2 separate regions of the Mus musculus genome follow, and region 1 is linked to region 2. The links are chromatin loops, found by intact Hi-C in ENCODE. Cell type or tissue: heart. All regions are shown on one strand. Links, peaks and the distances in the headings refer to the core of each region. The heading gives the core; the rest is flanking DNA. Region 1 holds the start of Best1 (bestrophin 1). Region 2 holds the start of Fads2 (fatty acid desaturase 2).

Region 1 (9,213 bases), core at 486-8,485, 98 kb before region 2:
CACAGAGAAACCCTGTCTCGATAAATAAATAAATAAATAAATAAATAAATAAATAAATAAATAAATAAATAAATCTGTGTCGCCGCCACTGCGTCCTGACCCTTGAAGTCTTTCAGAGAAGATCTGGGGCAAGATTGAGCTCCATCTAAGGTATCAAGAGCTCAGGGGAAGAAGGAGACTTTGTCCAGGTCTCTGGGGACCGCTCTGGAACAATTGACACATGCCACTGGCTTCTAGCGACCTGTGTGCTAGCTGTGACTGAGCCACAGCGTCCTCGTCTGAAAAGGATGTGTTGCTCTGGAATGTCAGCACAGTTAAAAGTAACATCAATGCATATATTGGTGAGAAGCTCTGATTGGCCGCTGGTGACATCATAGGTTGTGGTGGCTTGTTTAGTTGGCAGGGCCTACTAGTAGGTACTTCAAAGTCAGAAAAAGAAAAGGGGAGCAGGAAGGCAACGGGGCTTGATGCTATTTAAACGGCCTAATCCCAGACAGCCTGAGAAAAACAAAGACACATGCCCAAGCATCCAGAGGGAGCTGGGTGGCATCTCAGCAGCTCAGGCAACCTTAGTGTGCCAGTCCTTTCTGTAGGTTCTTCTGAGCACCAGGCTAAGATGAGAGTTTGCCAACAAGCCACTGTACATGAAGAGCATGGACAGCAAGTCTTCACTGACTGAGACAGTTGCCAAGACAGTTACCAAATACGCAGCTTCTCCAGACCTTAGGAGCCTGATGCTGTGTCCTTGGAAACGTTGCGTTTTTATCAAGTGCTGTAGGCGTCTGTGGTTTGGGTGGTCTTGGGAACCACGCTTCTGGGAGTCCCAATTTACATTATGATCCTGAGCCTTAAAGTGAATCCACCCTCCTACTCTCTACTTCCTCTCCCGCTCCCACACCCCTTCAGACACTCCCTAAGGAAACTGAGCTTGCAGGTGATTCTGACACACAGGTTTTTGCCTGTTTAACTCTGTTCAGAAGGGAGGGGGGATTGTTTCACCATGACCTTGACTACGTTTCTAATCATAGTGAACAATAAAGCTGGTGTTATCCTGAGAGTCTGCTGAGATTGGGGGCAATCTTGGAGGATGAAAAGTACCCACCCCTCCCTGCCACTCTGTCCCTGTCCTTAATTGGACAGAGAAGGGACAGGACAGTTGTGAATGTCTTTTCATCTGAAAAGAGGGTGAGAATAAGTGCTGGCTCACTTACTGCAAGATGAGAGTGAGAGTGATAGACACGGCAGGCCTGGGGAGGATCTGCAAAGTCAAACCCAATGCTGCCTGCGCCCCACTGGGCAGGGGCAGACCCAGTGCTGCCTGCGCCCCACTGGGCAGGGGCAGACCCAGTGCTGCCTGCGCCCCACTGGGCAGGGGCAGACCCAACTTGCCCAGGTGCGGGTTTTCCATTGTAATGTACAGCTGGACCGAGAATCTCTGTGGGCTCCTACCTGTTTCTCCTCTTTTCTTCAATACATACTGACCTTCACAAGAGAGCTTGCTATCTAATAGGTGTTCTCTCTCTCTCTCTCTCTCTCTCTCTCTCTCTCTCTCTCTCACACACACACACACACACACACACACACACACACACACAGAGTCTACATTGAGGTGTGTTCTCATGTAGCTCAGGATAGCTTTGAACTTTCTATGTAGCCCAGGACCATGAAATTCTAACACTTCTCTCTGTACTTCCTGAGAGCTGAGATTACAGATGTGAGCCACCATATCCAACAGATAAGTGCTGGGGATCCAGTGCAGGGTTTCATGCACACCAGGCAAGAACTCCTCCCACTGAGATAAATCCCAGTCCAATAAATATATATTTAATTAAAGTTGAATATGTTTCTAGCAGAGTAGTTCAAAACAAAACACCTGTAAACACTGCCTTAAACACTGCCTTAATGGACTCCTGCATCCCTTATGTTGGTCACTAGAGGTCACCATTGACTTAGTTCTTGCCAGGGAAGCCTAGTCCAGTTGTTCAGGTGTCAGTGATCATCAAAGTTGTCTTTGGAAGTCGCCGTTATCTCCTTGACCATTACCAGTAGCTACATAGTATTTTAGAAGAGCTGGGAAGTGCTGGAGAACTTCTTTGGTTTTCTGTGAAGCCCAGTTCTTCACCGTTAACCAGTTCTTCACTTGCTAGTGCTGCTCTCTGCTTCTTCCAGTCTCAAGATGTCTCCAGAGACACTGTGAACAATCTGCTCCTAGACCCACACAACTCTAAGCACATTCAAACATAAGACATGGTGTCCCACGGGCCTCAAACACAAATGTGTCTCCAGTCAACCAGACAGGCCTCAGGTATACAGTAAAGCCCAAGACATACCTGGATACAGGACCCCAGAATAACCTCCTACAAGGAGAGTGCCCAGCGCAGCCAAGACCACTCTCCCTTTCCATCCCACAAGAAGTTATTCAACAAAACATCTCTGATACCAGGGTAGAATCTGTTCTAACTCCTGCCTCTAAGAAGACAAGAGTTGAGAGACTCTAAAAAAAAATATTTAAAACCTCCAGCAGAGAATGGGAGTGAGAGTGTCTGAGAGGCCAGGGAAGCCTACAGAGTGGGAGCTCTGGAGTTGGTGTTTGAAGCAGGAGTAGAAGCTCACTGAGCCGAGAAGATGTAAGCACATAAGAACAGCCCACGGCAAGTCACTGAGGCATTGCCGAGGGACTGTTGAGTGTAAAACACTCAGGTGACACTGGTGCTCAAGGCAGACCTTTTGGCCAAGGCCACATCACTACCAATGAACCAGGACTAGGACCCGGGACCTAAAGTCTTCTAAGTTTGGGTCCTGGGCCCTTTCTACCACGAACCATGACCTCTGCCCTGGAGGAGGGTTACCTGGGGCCTGAGGCTTACCTGTTAGGGTTTCTGTAGGGTTTGAAGGGAGGTCTGAGGAATGAAGGGTGTGCAGAGAAGACTTTGATGGTAGCAGAGCCCATGCTCTCTAGCCCTCTGGTAGAGAGTCATGTCAGGGAGCAAGCAGAGCACATAGGGCTGATGGGTGAAGGTTCTGGACCCAGAACATTACAGCCTCCTCATCTAAGATCGCCATGGCAACAAGAGCATCACAGAGGGCCTGACCTTTGCCAGGCAGGTAGAAGAGGACCAGACTTGGCAGAGGGCAGTAAGCAGTAGGCCCTGGGCTGGGCCTGGCAGACCTGGCTGCTGTCTCCAGGTTCTGCATAGGGTGCCTGCTAGCCCACTCTCCTCCTCTGGGCCAATCACAGAATAAACAGGGAAGAAACCAAGAGGTGGATTAACACAGCTGGACAGGGAGGCAGAGGACATATAGTGCCACTCCAGGGACAGGAAGGAAGACAGTCAATACCTCTTTCCTGACACGAAGCAGCTCTCATTGCTAAAGCTCTGGGAGACTGGCATAATAACCTCTGACCTTTTCAGAGGGGCAACAGGGATAAGGTGAGACAGGGAAAGGCTGGGAGACAAGTCCCAGCACCACCAAGCCATATCCCACAGATAGCAATGAAATAATACAGAATAGACCAGAACCAACCCAGAAAGAGACACATGGTGAGAACTCAGCACAACCTGGGGGAAAGCTAGGATCTCTAGTCGTGTGGTGCTTCATGGACTCCACCCTGCAGCTACCAGCCAGGTGAGGACCTGACCCTACCCTTACCTCTCACCAAATCCCCATCTGTTCAGTGAATTTATTTGTTTGTATGTATGTATGTATGTATGTATGTATGTATGTATTTAGTTTTTGGTCTTATGTGTATAGGTGTTTATCTGTATAACATATGCATGCCTGGTACCTGATGCAGCCAGAAGAGGGCACAGTATCCCTTGAGACTTGAGTTTCAGATGGTTGTGAGTCAACATGTGGGTGCTGGAGATCAAAGTCAGGTCCTCCGGAAGAAGAGCCATTGCTCTTAACTGGTGAGCCACAGTTGACTGAATTCTTGATACAAAGACCTACTACATAGTCCAAGTTCCTTGGGGGATATCAAGCAGCAAAAGCCTTTTTCTCTGTGGGCTCCTCAGCCTCAGTGAATTGCTTTGCCTGTCTATTTCCTCTTAGAACATGGACTCTTACACTGAGGCCCCTTAGCACGCACACACACTATACAACACACACACACACACACTGAGGCCCCTGAGCACACACACACACACACTATACAACAGATTGTTAGAGATGCAAGGATCTGAGGCTTCCACCCCAGACCTCCTCAGTCATAATCTGCATTTCATTTTTTTTTTTTTAGTTTTGTTTACTTATTGGTGTGTGTGTGTGTGTGTGTGTGTGTGTGTGTGTGTGTGCTTGAATACCACAGTACACATTCGGAGGTCAGAGGACAACTTTCAGGAGTTGGTTCTCTCCTTCCAGCTTGTGGGTCTCACGAATCAAACTAAGCCTTGACCGCAAGCACTGTTATCTACATCTGAGTCAGGTGTACAACCTGGGTTGAGAGGTTGGCTTCGGGCGATGGTGAGAGAGAGAAAAGTCCATTACTGTTTTCATTTCAAAAGCACTGCGTTCTTTTGTTTGTTTGCTGTTGACACAGGCCTTGAACCTGATGTGTATCTGAAGATGACCTTGAACCCCTAATTATCCTTTGCCCGTTTCCTAAGTGTTAAGATTGCAGGCCCAACTTATGCAGTGCTGGGGATTGAACCAAGGTTTCTTGCATGCCAGGCAAGCACTCTACCAACTGAGCGACACCCAGACCTCTTTATACTTAGTTGAGAATGTTCTTGAACACATAAAACTTTAATGTTCATGAATTTTGACCTGGCTGAATCTATTCTGAGAATTTTATGATTTTTGCTGATACAGTTAAGATCTGATATATTTTGGATTCCTTTTTGTGGAGAGTGTGAGGTAAAGGTCCAAGGCCACTGAGACATATGGGTACCCAGCTGCCCATGTGCTGTTTGTTTCCTTCATTGAATGGGTTTGGCATCATTGTTAAAGATCAATTTGTGACAGATGTATCTATTTCTGGAGAGTCTGCTCAATTCCATTGACCTCTGTGTCTGTCCTGAGGCCAATACTACACTTGTTTTGATTTGGTTTTTTTTTTGTGTGTGTATATATGTGTAATATGTATATGAGTACATATGTGTGCATTCATATTGAAGCCCTAGGTCAATGTCAGTGTCTTCCTCAGTGGCTCTACTTCATTAATTGAGACAAGATCTCTTGCTGAACCCAGAGCTCACCAATTCTGCCTAGTCCTAGTCTAGCTTAGCCAGCTTGCCTCATAGAATGACAGGCATGCACCAGCAGGCCCTGGTTTATACAGCGGAAGGCAGTGGGTAGGCATACTGCTTTGGAATCAGAAAGTGGGAGGTAGGCTTGGTGAGTAAGATGACCTCAATTCAATCCTCAGAATCCACAAGTGGAAGGAGAGAAGTTACTCCCACAATTTGTCCTCTGATTCTACATGTGCTCCATGGTACATGTGCACCAATCTTCCCCTCCCCCACCCCCCACTGCATACACAAGCACACACACAAGCAAATAAGCAAAAGTAAAACAGAAGTGTGTGTTTTTGGACTTAGGTTTTTAGGCTGTGGTTTTGGTTCATTTCTGATGCTGTGCTGAAACACCTGACAAGAGCCCTTCTGGGGAGGAGGCCTTGTCTGACTTATGATTCCAGGTCACAGTATGACCTGGAATAAAACCCATCATTTCAGGGAAGTCAAGGCAGTCAGAATTTGAAGCAGCCAGTCATATCTATAGCCAGGAGCAGAGAAAAAAAACGGATGACCATGGCAACTGCTCCGCTCTTTCTCAGCTCTTATGCAGTTCAGATTCCAAACCCAGAAAATGAGAGCTCCCATTTTCAGCCTGGGTCTTCCCATATCAACTAATATAACCAAGAGACCCCCACAGGCATGGCCACGGATCAACCTGACACTCTCTTCCCACGTGATTCAAGACTGTGTCAAGTTGGCAATTATAGCAAACCATTGCAAGGTGCCTTGACATTCCTTATGAATTTTAGGACCGTCTTGCCATTTCTGAAGAATGCCAGTTGCGAGTGTGACAGGCTGGTTTTGATTCCGTAGGACACCCTATCGTGTGTATGGTATCATTCTTCCTGGATGTGAATCTGTTCAATACCTTAGCTCTCTTTTAATTTCATTCTGCAAGTTTGTAGTTTTCAGTGTGCAAGGTTTTTTGTTTGTTTGCTCGTTTGCTCTTGTTGTTGATTGTTTTAAGACAGAGTCTCTCTACATAAACCTGCTATCCTCAAACTAGTTAGATCAGGCTGGCGCCAAACCCACAGAGATCTTGCCTGCCTTTGCCTCCCAAGTGCTGGTTATTAAAGGCCTGAAGCTCCATGCTCAATACAGTGTGTGCAAGTCTTATAGACCATCTTTGGTTAAAAATATCCTCTCTCTCTCTCTCTCCCTCTCTCTCTCTCTCTTGTGCTGCAACTAGAACTGTTTTCATTGACTTCACTTTTGGAGTCTTGATAGAAGATAGAAATGTAAGTGCTGTGTAGCCATCCTTATCTGTTGGTGTCATGTTTTTGGTGTACAAGGCCTTGTGCACACTAGCCAAACTATGCACCACTGTGCAGTATCACAAACCCTTGGTGTCATAAGACAAGGTATGTAGGCCAGGCTGGCCTTGAACTTGTGATCCTCTTCCCTTGTGCCACCACTCAAAGCAACAACTGATTTTTTTTTCTTCTTTTGCTTTCCTCCTCCCCCACCCCCTCATTAAAACAGGGTTTCTTTGTGTAGACCAGGCTGGCCTTAAACTCATAGATTCACCTGCCTCTGCTTCTCAAGTGCTGGGATTAAAGGTGTGCAAAGACTGATTTTTGTTTGCTTGCTTGCTTTTTTTTTTTTTTTTTTTTTTTTTGAGACAGGGTTTCTCTTTTAGCTCTGGCTGTCCTGGAACTCACTCTGTAGACCAGGCTGGCCTCGAACTCAGAAATCCGACTGCCTCTGCCTCCCGAGTGCTGGGATTAAAGGCGTGCACCACCACGCCCAGCTGCTTGCTTGCTTTTATATCTGGTCACTTCACTGAATGTATCTATTAGCTATAACGGGTTTTTGGGTGTTTTTTTCCCCCCAAGACAGGGTTTCTCTGTATATCTCTGGCTGTCCTGGAACTCACTTTGTAGACCAGGCTGGCCTTGAACTCAGAAATCCACCTGCCTCTGCCTCCCAAGTGCTGGGATTAAAGGCGTGCGCCACTACCGCCCAGCTTTGGGTGCTGTTTTATTTTGTGTTACGTGAGCATGTGCACGTGTTGCCTCCCTAAGGTCTTCCAAATGCCAAGCAGACATTCTATCACTGAGCTACATCTCCAGTTCTTGTTGGGAGTGGGACTTGGTATTTTGAAATAGAGCCGCTGTATGTATATGGGTTGGCCTGGGACCTGCTATATAGCCCAGGTCTAGAACTTGCAGTCTTCTCTCACCTGCATTCCAAATGCTAGGAGTCTAGGCATGCAACACCATGCCTGTGCCCCTCTCTGATAGTACCCAGCCGACCATATTTGTTCTCGTTTTTGTTTTGATCCCTGAATTCTCTTAATAGTTGTCCTGGGGATCACCTTTACTGTCTTTATCTTTTACTTATTTCTGACTATGTAGAGCTGGCCTGGAGCTCAGAGATCCACCTGCCTTGGACTCCTGAGTGCTGAGATCAAAGGCATGCACCACCACCCCTGGCTTAAGTTCATCTTTAGCTACTTTGGAGTTCAAAGCTACTTTGGGTTCCATAAGAACCTGCCTCAAAAAAAAATAAGTAAATGAATAAATAAAATATGAAAAAGTTTCTGACGCTAAGCTAGGGCCCATTCCTTGAACACATGAGCCTTTGGGTGGACACATCAGAGCCAAACTACAGCACATGTGTAGATAACTCAAAAGCACATACAACCACATAAAGATTTCACCCTCTAATCAGCATTATGTGTTAAACAGGAGACTGGTTGGGAAGACGACTCAGTCAGTGAAGCACTTGCCTTGCAAGTGGAAGAACTTGAGCTGGATCCCCAGAAGCAATCCTAGAACACATTAGGGAGCAAGCAGTGGTGAGCACTTGTCTTCCCACTGGTTGGTGCAGAACCAGGTCTTCTGCACCTCTTTTGTGTGCTTTGAGACAATCCTATGTAGCCCACAGTCTTCTGCCATGTTTTTGTTTTGTCTTGGTTTGGTTTTACTTACTGGATTCAGTTTCCTTCATATTAGGAGGCTTTGCTCAGTTAGTTGATGATCTTCAGTTTCCTTGTGTATAGCCAAGAACTCTAGAAGCAGGGCTGGCAAGATGGCTCAGTGGGTAAAGGCACTTTCTGCCAAGCCTGATGACGTGAGTTAAATTCCTGGGACCCACATGGAAAAGAAAGAACCAACTCCCATATGTTGTCCTCCCATATGTGTCCATGGCACACATGAATCCTCCCCAATAAATAAATGTAATATGAATTTGATTTGTTTTGATTTGTTTTATTTTCAAGGCAGAGTTTCTCTGTGTAACCCTGGCTGTCCTGGAACTCCCTCTGTAAACCAGGCTAGCCTCAAAATTAAAGATCCGCCTGCCTCTGCCTCCAGAGTGCTGGGATTAAAGATCTGCGCCACTGCTCCCAGTTATAAGAATGAGTTTAAAGTTAAATAAAAGAAAGGACTTTTAATGAGCAGAAAGAGTAGAGTGGAAACTTTAGGTCTGGCTTGGTCTACTTAGCAAAACCCAAGACCCTGTCTCATGTCTCAGAAATAAAACAAGATGGAAGCTGGGCACGATGATGCACTTGGGAGGTAAAAGCAGGAAGTTTAGGAATCCAAGGTCTTTGGCTCCATAGTGAATTTGAGGTCAGCATGGGCTACATGAGAGCTCATCTCAAAACAAAAGAAAACATGGATGGGATGCTGCTAAGAGTGATGGTCAAGTTTCCTTTACCTACACTTTCCTTAGCTGGACAGTTACAGTAGTCTTAGACCTATTTCTCAGGCTGGCCAGAATCCCAAAGCCAGATGTGTGGAGAGTAAAGGTCTGACTGTCAAGAGGCACGCGCGCGCACGCGTGTGTGTGTGTGTGTGTGTGTGTGTGTGTGTGTATGTGTGTTGGGGGTTGGATCTCAGTGTTCAGCATTTGCAATTTCTAAACTCCCTCAGGCAGCTGCTACTGATCCAAAGAACCTTCAATTTACCATCTCCAGAGAGTAATTTCTAGTTTTAGGTAGGATTCAGAAAGGTGAACTGCCTGGTGGTAC
Region 2 (9,213 bases), core at 477-8,476:
GCCCCCTCCAAGGAGAAGAGGCTGAGGAGTACTCTGTGGCCCGTGAACTCCTTGGCTAGCACGGGATGTGTGGACTTCCCTGGCTGCACAGGAAGTAAATCCCCACAGAGGCAGACTGGGCCTGAGAGCATGATGCCATTTCTCCCCTTTCCGTTTTCATGGACATGTGCGTAAATGTTTTTGCACGTGTGCATGTGCATACTTGTGCATGCGTGCGGAGGCCCACAGAATTGATGTTGAGAATCATCTTCGATTGCTTCTCCACTTTATCCATCAAGGCAGGCTTCACAGTCAAACTCAGAGTTCACCGGCATGCTTAGTCTTGCTAGCCAGCTTGTTCTGGGGATCCTACCCCTCTGCACTCAGGGGCTAGAATTGCAAGTCAGCTACTACCCCATCCGGTATGTTATGGGATCTGAGTTTCACTCTCACTAACAAGCATAACTACTAAGCCCTAAGCCATCTCCACAATCCAACGCCATTTGCATTTTATTAGAGCCGTTACAGGAGATGCTGGGGCTGGGTATGGAGGTTGTCTCTCACCAAACTATGATGGGCAGGAATCAGATGGCTCTCACTCGGCAGGGGGGGGGGGGGGCGCTGCCCTTCAGGCCTAGAAAATACCGATGCTCCTGCTCTGTCTACAGGGACACAATTCCAACAATTCCATTTCTTCAATTGCTGCTTATTCACGGAAACATTATAGGAGCAGCTCAAAGATGGAACCCACCTCTGGTCCCCTTTGTCTTTTTTATTTTTTTTGATTCTAAGAGGTAAGAAAGAAAGGCAGATGGGCCAAAAAGCATAGACAAAACCGGATAGGCTGGAGAACAGGCGGGAGTCTGGAGGTGGAGAATCCAGGTTGAAGCAAGGAAAACTAAGGAGGAACAGTCCAGTAGAGGAGGCCACTGTCTGTGAATTATTCATCTTTGTGTTGAGGCCCTGATGCGAGCCCAGCTCAGAGCCATGGAGACGCTCAATGAATGTTTCATGAGCTCTTGCTGAAGATGAAAAGTCACAAGTGGGCTCATTTTGTACTGCCTAGACTCCCGAGAAAAGTGCAAACACTGGCTTGGGGCATGGGTGACAGTTCTTTGTGCCTACAGCAAATCTAAGACAGAAAAAGCTCTGGGGGGACCAGCAGGAAATGACTAAAGATATAGAAAAATAAGAAGAGGGAGATGGAGAGAGGAAGGTAAGGCTGCAGCGAGTGCTGCCAGCAGATCCCGACTATGACTGAACACCACCTGACCAGGATTTCTGAGCCTCAGGACAGGACAGCGGCAAGGCTAACCTGGGAATTAAATGAGATAGTATATACCAATCTCATGGGTTTGTGAACTGCAAAACTCACACTGTTTATTTTCAGCAATGGAATCTCACTAGGGTACCAGGCTGGCCTCAAAACTTAGGATTCAAATAATCCTCTTGCTCCAGTCTTCTGCGTATCTGGGACTCTGAGCACATGCCACTTAGGTGGCTTTTAGTACAAGTGAGGCCAGGGTCTGACTACAGAAGGATCAAGTAACAACAGCTCCATCCTTCTAGAGAAGAAGTGAGCACTTCTGAGGTTTTTTTTTTTTTTCTTCCTTCAGGAACAGAAAATTCTTGACTGATATCCTAGATTGACCTCAAAATGGGCCTCCTTGGCTTCTGGCCTCACCTTCCAGCCTCTTGTCAGCATATCACAGATATCCTTTGAGTGGTAACAAATGAAAGGGCTCTAGGGATCCAGCCTCTATCTGCTGAACAGTCCGTCCCCAAACCTGACAGTCCATTCTCATCACCCTTCTCAAGAAGGCAAGACCCCTAAGCGGCAAAGTTCCCTGAGAAACAGCCTGGGGAGGGGTCCCCACATCTCGTGGAGCTCCCTTTGAAGATCTCCTAGTTGTCCAAGGCCTTCTGCCAATCTGATCTCAGTTTAAGAAGAAACAGGGGGATGCCAAAGAAAACCTCACGGCTCTTTCTACACTGATCTCCAACTCTGTCTCCATCAAGTGTGTTTTGTGTCTTATTTGGGAAGACAGTAAGCTTTCATGTCGTGTCATCAAATGAGCTTGCTCCGTTTCTCTGCGAGTACTTTACATGCTAGCTGTTTTGTTCCTCTCATGTCTGTCTGGGGCTCACTGTTTACAGCAAGCTTTGCCACACTCATCTTATTGGAATAGATGAGGGATTGGGGGTGGCGGTGTGTGTGTGTGTGTGTGTGTGTGTGTGTGTGTGTGTGTGTGTGTCCACTAAGTGATTCTCTGCAACAAGCCCAGGGATCACATCTGCGGCCTACCCTGACTCCCACCTTACCTTTCTTATCATGGGACAATTAACATCCCAGACACCAGACTCAGAACCAATGAAAATGACACAGGAAATGTGGAAGAGGACATAAGGCTTTCAGAACATAAGAGCAAGCCATCCAGGTATCTGCTGGGTTAGATCTGAACATAGACATTTGGAGAAAACTGAGTCAGGGAAACCCTAAGAATTTCCAAAACAAGGATGAAATACGTCTGGCTTCTTAAATAAACTATAAAGTTCAAGGCTGTTGTTGGGCTGAGCTTCCACACAAGAAAACCCACTTATCACACAATATGGAATAATCGGATCAAACCAATCACATTTGTTGTTTTACTTTTTAGGAAACTTTTTGGTAAGAGCCTGGAAAGGGGAGGAGTCGTCTGCAATTCACCTACAGATTCATGCACACACCAGCACCCGAAACAGTGGAAAGATCCCCCAGATAGGGGCTGGGAAGTTTTCTCCCTGGGAAACCAAGGTCTTCTCTGGTTGTGAGGCGGTCCAAGAGAGCTAGGACACTCAAGGAATGTGAAAAGCTTACACTCTCCTAAGGTCTGGTTAGCATCGCCAGCCCCATGGGCATAATTAAGCAGGCTCCACAAGCAAGGAAAATAGTCTTTAGGCAGTATGAATGTGGCCAGTTCTCTCCTCAATCTGGAGTAAGATTGCATCCTGTTCACCAAAGCCTCCAGTCCATTGATTAGGGTATGGCTACCTAGGCTGATCTCAAAAAGAAAAGACATGGAAGGTAAGAATTGAAACTATCAAACTTGCACAAGAAAAGCCCACACTCAAGTCAGCATCCTGGACTTTGATGTGGAGTGCGGTCTGATAAGTTTATCCCTCTTCTCAGCCTCCTCCCACTCGTCTTTCCCAAGCTCTCTCCAGCTACATCTTTTCCTCTGCTTTCAGCCCACCAAGAAAGGTGCCAAGAAAGGTCTGGCTTTCCTCTTTGACTTTGTTTCTCCTCTTACCCACCTGACTACACAATCACTTTATGGTTGGGGGTGGGGCCAGGCACGGTATGGGGTACTGTGCAATATAGGATAGCCTCCGTTCCACAGAGGTCTCAGAGACTTCAACAACCTCCATGAGTGCAAGAGGGGAAGGGTGATCCTGGCAGGATCTAAAAACAGAGGGCCATTGAGTTGAATGTCCGATAGTAACCCCAGAGGCAGATGGACCTGTTGCCAAGCCAGTCTTAGATTCACCTTCTAGATCCCCTGCGGACCTGAATTTTGCAAAATCCAGCCCGTTCGCCTTCCACCAATTCCCCACCAGGATTTCCCAGAAGGCTGGCACTTGGAGTGAGTCGGGATAATCCTCGGGAGCGTGGGAATCTGAACTACTAGGAAGTCTCTGTCGGGCAGCCATTGTGGACCTTCTTAGACAGGAGTCCAAGCAGGAGCGAGTCCTGGCCAGGAACCAGCTTTCCTTCTCCGCCCCCTGGTCTGGCAGGAGAGTCCCACATATGGCTGCCCGCTCTCAGGCTCCTCTCCCCGGCGCCCAAGGGTGGCCATCTTCCACTTGGGGAGCGCCGAACACGAAGGCTGGAGCGCCCCCTTTGGAGAGTCCCAGGCTCCGGCTGGAACAGCGCGCAGTATGCGCTGTGAACATGCACCGGGCACAGTTTACCACTGATGGGACTTCCACAGAGGTGCTAAGGCCTGGCGTCCAAAAGGCTCGGCCAAAGTCTGCCCAGTTGACCCAGAGGAGAACGATTCCAGGAGGGAGGTGAGGGCAGTTGGTACACTTTCTTTCCCTGCTGAACGTCCTGCGCTCCTTTAAGAACCGGGGATCTGTTTGGCGCCCAGGGACCCCGGGCTCCTGACACCAGCCTGCAGCAGACAAGAGTGGCTGGCACCCCCAGACTCTTACCGTAGCATCTTCTCCCGAATAGTGTCCGATGACACGGTGGCCCCCCGGGTGCCGCTGGGACCATTTGGTAACGTTGTAGACCTTGCGGTCGATGACGAGCCACCGGTCGGTGCGCAGGTTGTGCTTCTGAATCTCCTCCCAACGGAAGGTGGGCATCGGAGCCTGGCGCTCGGTGCTCCCCTCTCCCTGGTTACCTCCCTTCCCCATGCTGCCAGTCTACCCGGATGCCCCGTGCGCTACGGCCTCCGGGCGCCCGCGGCTCGCAACACCGACGGTCCCTCTCCTGGCCGCAGTGTGCGGTCGGCGCCCTCCTCGCTTTCGGCTTTTGTCTTCTACTCCTCCTCCCACCGTGCCTCCTCCCCTCGCTTTCGCTCCTCCTCGCCTTCACTAGCTAGCCAGTACCCCTGCCTTCCCTCAGGAGTACCCCTGGCTTCCCAGTGCCCCCAAGCGGTCCCCTTCCTCCGCCCACCCTAGGCCCGCCTGCTGTGGACTTTTGCCTCCGGTGAAAACTCCAGGATAGCTCAGGGCCTCGCTGCCTCCTCCCCCCACCCCTCTGGCTCCCCCCGTTCCCGGCTCCGCATCCTCCCGAGTTCCCCGCCACCCGGGTTTCCACAGTGATCAGCAGAGCGCCTGCACCAATCAGGGCTCGTCGCCCCGCCTGCCATTGGCCCAGGAGGATCTTTCGAAGGCCAGCGGGCTGGAGCGGCGGGTCCGCGGCTTCCCCCTCCCTCGCGCCCGCCCGCATGGAGTTAAGCCCTGCTGGGCGGTCGGCGACGTGTCTGACCTCCTCCTCCTCCCTTCGCTGCCTGGAGCCGGGGAAGCGGGAGTAGATCTCTGAGAAGCTGGGAGGGGAGAGCGGGGGGCGGGGGGGGGGGCGGGGGCGGCAGCTGGGCTTTTCTTTGCGCGCTTCAGAGCGCCAACGCGCTCGGCCGGGGATTTGCACCTGATGCTCGCACAAAGGAGGCGCAGCGGTTATGGTGAACAACGCTCGGCCTCCGGCTAAACAAGGCCCCCTCCTGGGCTGTCATGACTAGGTGATATTTCTGCCTGGCTAGATGGGACTCAAGTCTCCTGTATCTCACATTGTCTAAGAGATCCATATTGTTTATTGCTTTCCTGAAACCTTCCTAGAGAAAGGAGCCAGGAGTGGGTCTCTGTTTAACCAGGGCTCTGAATCCTTTCAACTTGGTCATCTTGGAAAAGAACGGTGGAATCTCTGCTTTCTTCCTCGTGCTAAGTGCCGCGGGAGTGGCTTCTGGGGAGGGTGCCAGGATAAACTGGACACCTTTCTTGTCTTCGACTGAGAAAGAGTTCACAAGCCTGGTTGGGAAACATGAAAGCAATAAAAGCCCGCGATTGATTTGACAGTAGTACACCACTTGCAGGCAAGAGAGACACTGATACCAAGGGAGTATAGTAGGAAGAAAGGCCCTATTCGCTAAAGTCTCACCACAATCCTATGATATTGTTATAGCTAACTTCAAAATGAAGAGTCTGAGGGTAAGAGAGATAAAATGGTCAAGACATACATGCTTAGCTAGTGGCCCTGTTTGGCCTCTTCCATGACCCTTTCAAGACTTTGGGCTCCCTAGCTCCACATGACACTGGTCCAAAGGAAGTACCTGGTGCAGGGGGTAATACATTCCCATAGTCCCTCCCATCGTATACTCCTCTCATTCTGTCCTGGCATCCATCAGGAGCAGCCTTTCTTCATTCCACAAACTCCAGACTCAAGGAGTGTTGAGTGAAGCTTTTCCGGCTTAGAGGAGAGGAAACAAACATCCAAACAGATGTTCGTTTGGCCTGCCCAAAAGATAGAAGTGAGTGAAGTAGGTGTGCTGGTCGTGTCCATACTGTCATCCATCAGAAACCTGAGGCAGGATATTGCCATGAGTTCAAGGCTGGCCTGGGACACGACTATGCATAAGGAGCAAGACTGTTGTCTTTTGTGCATGTTAACGATGGAATATAATAAAGTCAAGAAAGCTGTTTTGTATTTGTTTGTTTGTTTGTTTGTTTGTTTTTCAAAAGATGGATTATCACAATACACAGATAACTTTAATGATAATTTTTTTAGAGTTTTAAAGCTCAGAGGGATGACTGACAGCTGACAGGGAACCCCAATAAGTGCTTCACAGCAGAAGCTTGGAAGGCCGAGAAAAGACCAAGTGAGAAGGCCCCAAGAATGGGCTACAGCGGACTCCCAATGAAGACAGGAGTAAACGGACAGCCCAACCAGGGCTGCTGTGAGTAGAGTTCAAGTTGGTAACATTCCCACTTGCTTAAAGACAATGGAGATGAGCATTAGAAACCCACCAATCAAGGGTGTACCACGGTGGGACCTGCGATATGCAAAGAGAACAGCAGGCTTGGGGCTGCACCAACCAAAAGAATAGTCACCAAATGTACTAGGCCCTGAGCTAGATTGCCGGAGTGGTGGTGCACACATAAAATTCTAGACTCAAGAGGTAAAGTCAGGGTGACCCAAAATTCAAATTTATCTTTGCTACAGAGTAGGTTCAAGGTGAGCTCTTGAGACCGTGTCTGGAACAAGGAAGGGAAGGGGGTGAGAGGAAGGGTTGAAGAGATGGTAGGGTGTATCAAGAAGCAATCCATGGATTGCTGTTTCAGAGGACCCGAGTTTGATTTCCAGCACCCATGTTGGCTGGCTCACAAGTGCCTGTAATTGCAGCTCCGAGGGATTCAACACCCTCTTCTGGCCTCCTTGGGTACTCACATGCACACACCCACACACAAGCGCACATCATTAAAATAGTTTCTATGTTTTTGTTTTCCCAAAGAAAGAAAACTACAGAGGCAGCTTAAGGCCAGAAAGGGATGCAGGCAAAGTCAAGGGAAACAGCTGGGGAGGGGACAGGAGCCTGGATTAGGCAATAGCTATAGGAAGCTGACAGCACACCAGACGTGGCCTGACACTGTCCTCCCTGACTGGCTGTTCTTCCTGCTTGGATGGGCTGATGAGACCATTTGCCCAGGGAAAACCTTACAGTATCCAACCTACCCTAGAACCACTTTGGAAAGGGGGCTATCTCAGACACAGAGGGGTAAGTTCCTTTGACTTCTGCCTGTCCCTCAGATTCGAGCTCCTTGACGCCCCACCCCCCAGCAGCACCAAGAACTGAAGCTTCCTGGGACCCTACCAGGACATCATTGCGATTATTGATCTTTATCAGGAACAAGAGATCAGCTTGGGTGGCATGGAGCCCAGACTCGCCCAGCATGCCAAATGGGCAAAAGACCAGCCCCAGTCCTCACGTGTGTGGGGAGACAGAGCCTGTAGGGAAGGCTCTCATACACATGGTTCTCACTGAATGGGTGAGAACAGGTGTCCTTCTTGCCTTTAAAGGACACTCTGGTGGCTGCTGGAGACAGCCGCTCCATAAAAGGAAGAGTATCGTTGTTCAGGGTTTAGTGAAAGAGGCTCACATCCTTCAACCACCCTGCATGTTGTAGGGTGTTAGGAAGGAACAGACGATATGGTACCTTGTGAGCAAATCTAATAAAGAGAAAGCTCAGAGGAGATAGCATTCTGCTGTCTTTCATCTCTGCTTTTCATTGTTGGTCAATATAGCTACATTGCCCCAATCTTTAAAATTCTCCCTCACGGTGCCTGTTTCTCATGTCCTCAAACCCCAACTCTAAATGCTTGTTTATTATCAGACCTGCTGCCTAGCCAGCCCATGCTTGCTTGCCTTACTTCCCATCCCCCTCCACCTCTCAGGTCAATGCACACTTTCCAATTCTAAAATGTGTTGGTCAGCTTCCAGTGACAGTAACAAACACTGTCAGGTCGGCCTAAACCTGGAAATGGTCTGTCCGGACTCAGTTTTAGGAGCGTCAGACCATATCAGTTGATCTTGTTGTTTGTGGTTTAACAACAGGACAGAACACGTGCAAGAAAGAGATAAAGGTTACGAAGGGTCCCAGGGCTGAGAGATGGCTCAGTCCATAAAGTGCCTGTCACACAAGCAAAGGACACGAGCTCAGATCCCCAGCACCCATACCTATCACACAAGCAAAAGACACAAGCTCAGATCCCCAGAACCCACATGGAAGCTGGGGTAACGGTGCGCGTCTGCAACCCTACTTCTGGGGCTAGGGGAAGAAAGACCTCCAGAGCTGGGTAGCAGGCTGCCCAGTCGGTGAGCTATGGGTTCAATGAGAGGCTCTGCCTTCAAAGATAAACTGGAGAACCATAGTCAAGGATACCTGGTGCTAATCTCTGTTCTCCACATGTACACTCACCCACACATACATGCATGCATGTGTACATCTACTTATACACATGCACTCTGACACATACACAGAAAGAGGGGGAGAGGGAAAAGGTTAGGGTCCTAATAGGCTTCACCTCTTAAAGGCCTTATTGTCTTCCAATAGTGCCACATTAGGCACTTTGAGTTTGAGGTCAGCCTGGACTGTAAGAACTTATCTTGAAGTTGGGTGTGCTACCTACCACACACCTTAATTCCAGGACTCAAGAGACAGAAGCAGGCAGAGAGGTCTCTGTAAGCTGAGGACTCAGGGTTTGGGGAAGTGACTCTATTTTTATGTAAATTATAGTGGGGGATGCTCTGCTCTCACACAATAACAACAACAACAACCAAAAGATGCACCTGTTGGTCTGAAGATTGCCATGGTTACCAGAAGATGCTATTCAGGCTTCCAAGGGAGGGAAGCACAAACAACAGAAACAGACACATAAGGTTTCATCCATATATTTTTGCATATATGTACTTGTATATGTGTATGTAACAATAATATACAAAGAAAAGTTATCAATTTGAATGGGGGACATGGTGGGGAGGGAAGGTGGGTGGAGGGAGAAGGAGGAAGGAAGAGAGTAATATAATTATATTTTAATTAAAATACAAAAGTATTTCAATCTTAATTTTTTTTAAGAAAGAGGAACAAGGGGGCTGGCGAGATGGTTCAGTGGTTAAGAGTGCCGACTGCTCTTCTGAAGGTCCCAAGTTCAAATCCCAGCAACCACATGGTGGCTCACAACCATCTGTAATG

Evidence for each region. A loop is a pair of places that touch in the nucleus more often than their neighbours do. Peaks named below come from ENCODE experiments on the same cell type or tissue, not always from the same donor. Only the 100,000 strongest peaks of a DNase experiment are listed, where the experiment ranks them.
Region 1: a loop joins it to region 2, with 2.3 times the contacts of the local background. A loop is called at or near these places in 4 of 42 quality-filtered maps.

Annotation. Positions count from the first base shown.
Region 1 is chr19:9,998,591-10,007,803 of GRCm38, forward strand. Best1 (bestrophin 1) reads right to left here and starts at 3,043. Exons shown (of 12, transcript NM_011913.2): 1 at 2,868-3,043. It also overlaps a transcript of Rab3il1 not described here. In heart, for the core only: a CTCF peak has its summit at 3,796 (motif pointing right); no DNase peak of the experiment used is centred there.
Region 2 is chr19:10,097,050-10,106,262 of GRCm38, forward strand. It overlaps Fads2 (fatty acid desaturase 2), which reads right to left and starts at 4,454. Exons shown (of 12, transcript NM_019699.2): 1 at 4,174-4,454. The coding sequence starts at 4,380. In heart, for the core only: a CTCF peak has its summit at 3,861; DNase peaks (open chromatin) are centred at 3,832 and 4,812; H3K4me3 peaks cover 3,235 bases; H3K27ac peaks cover 5,193 bases.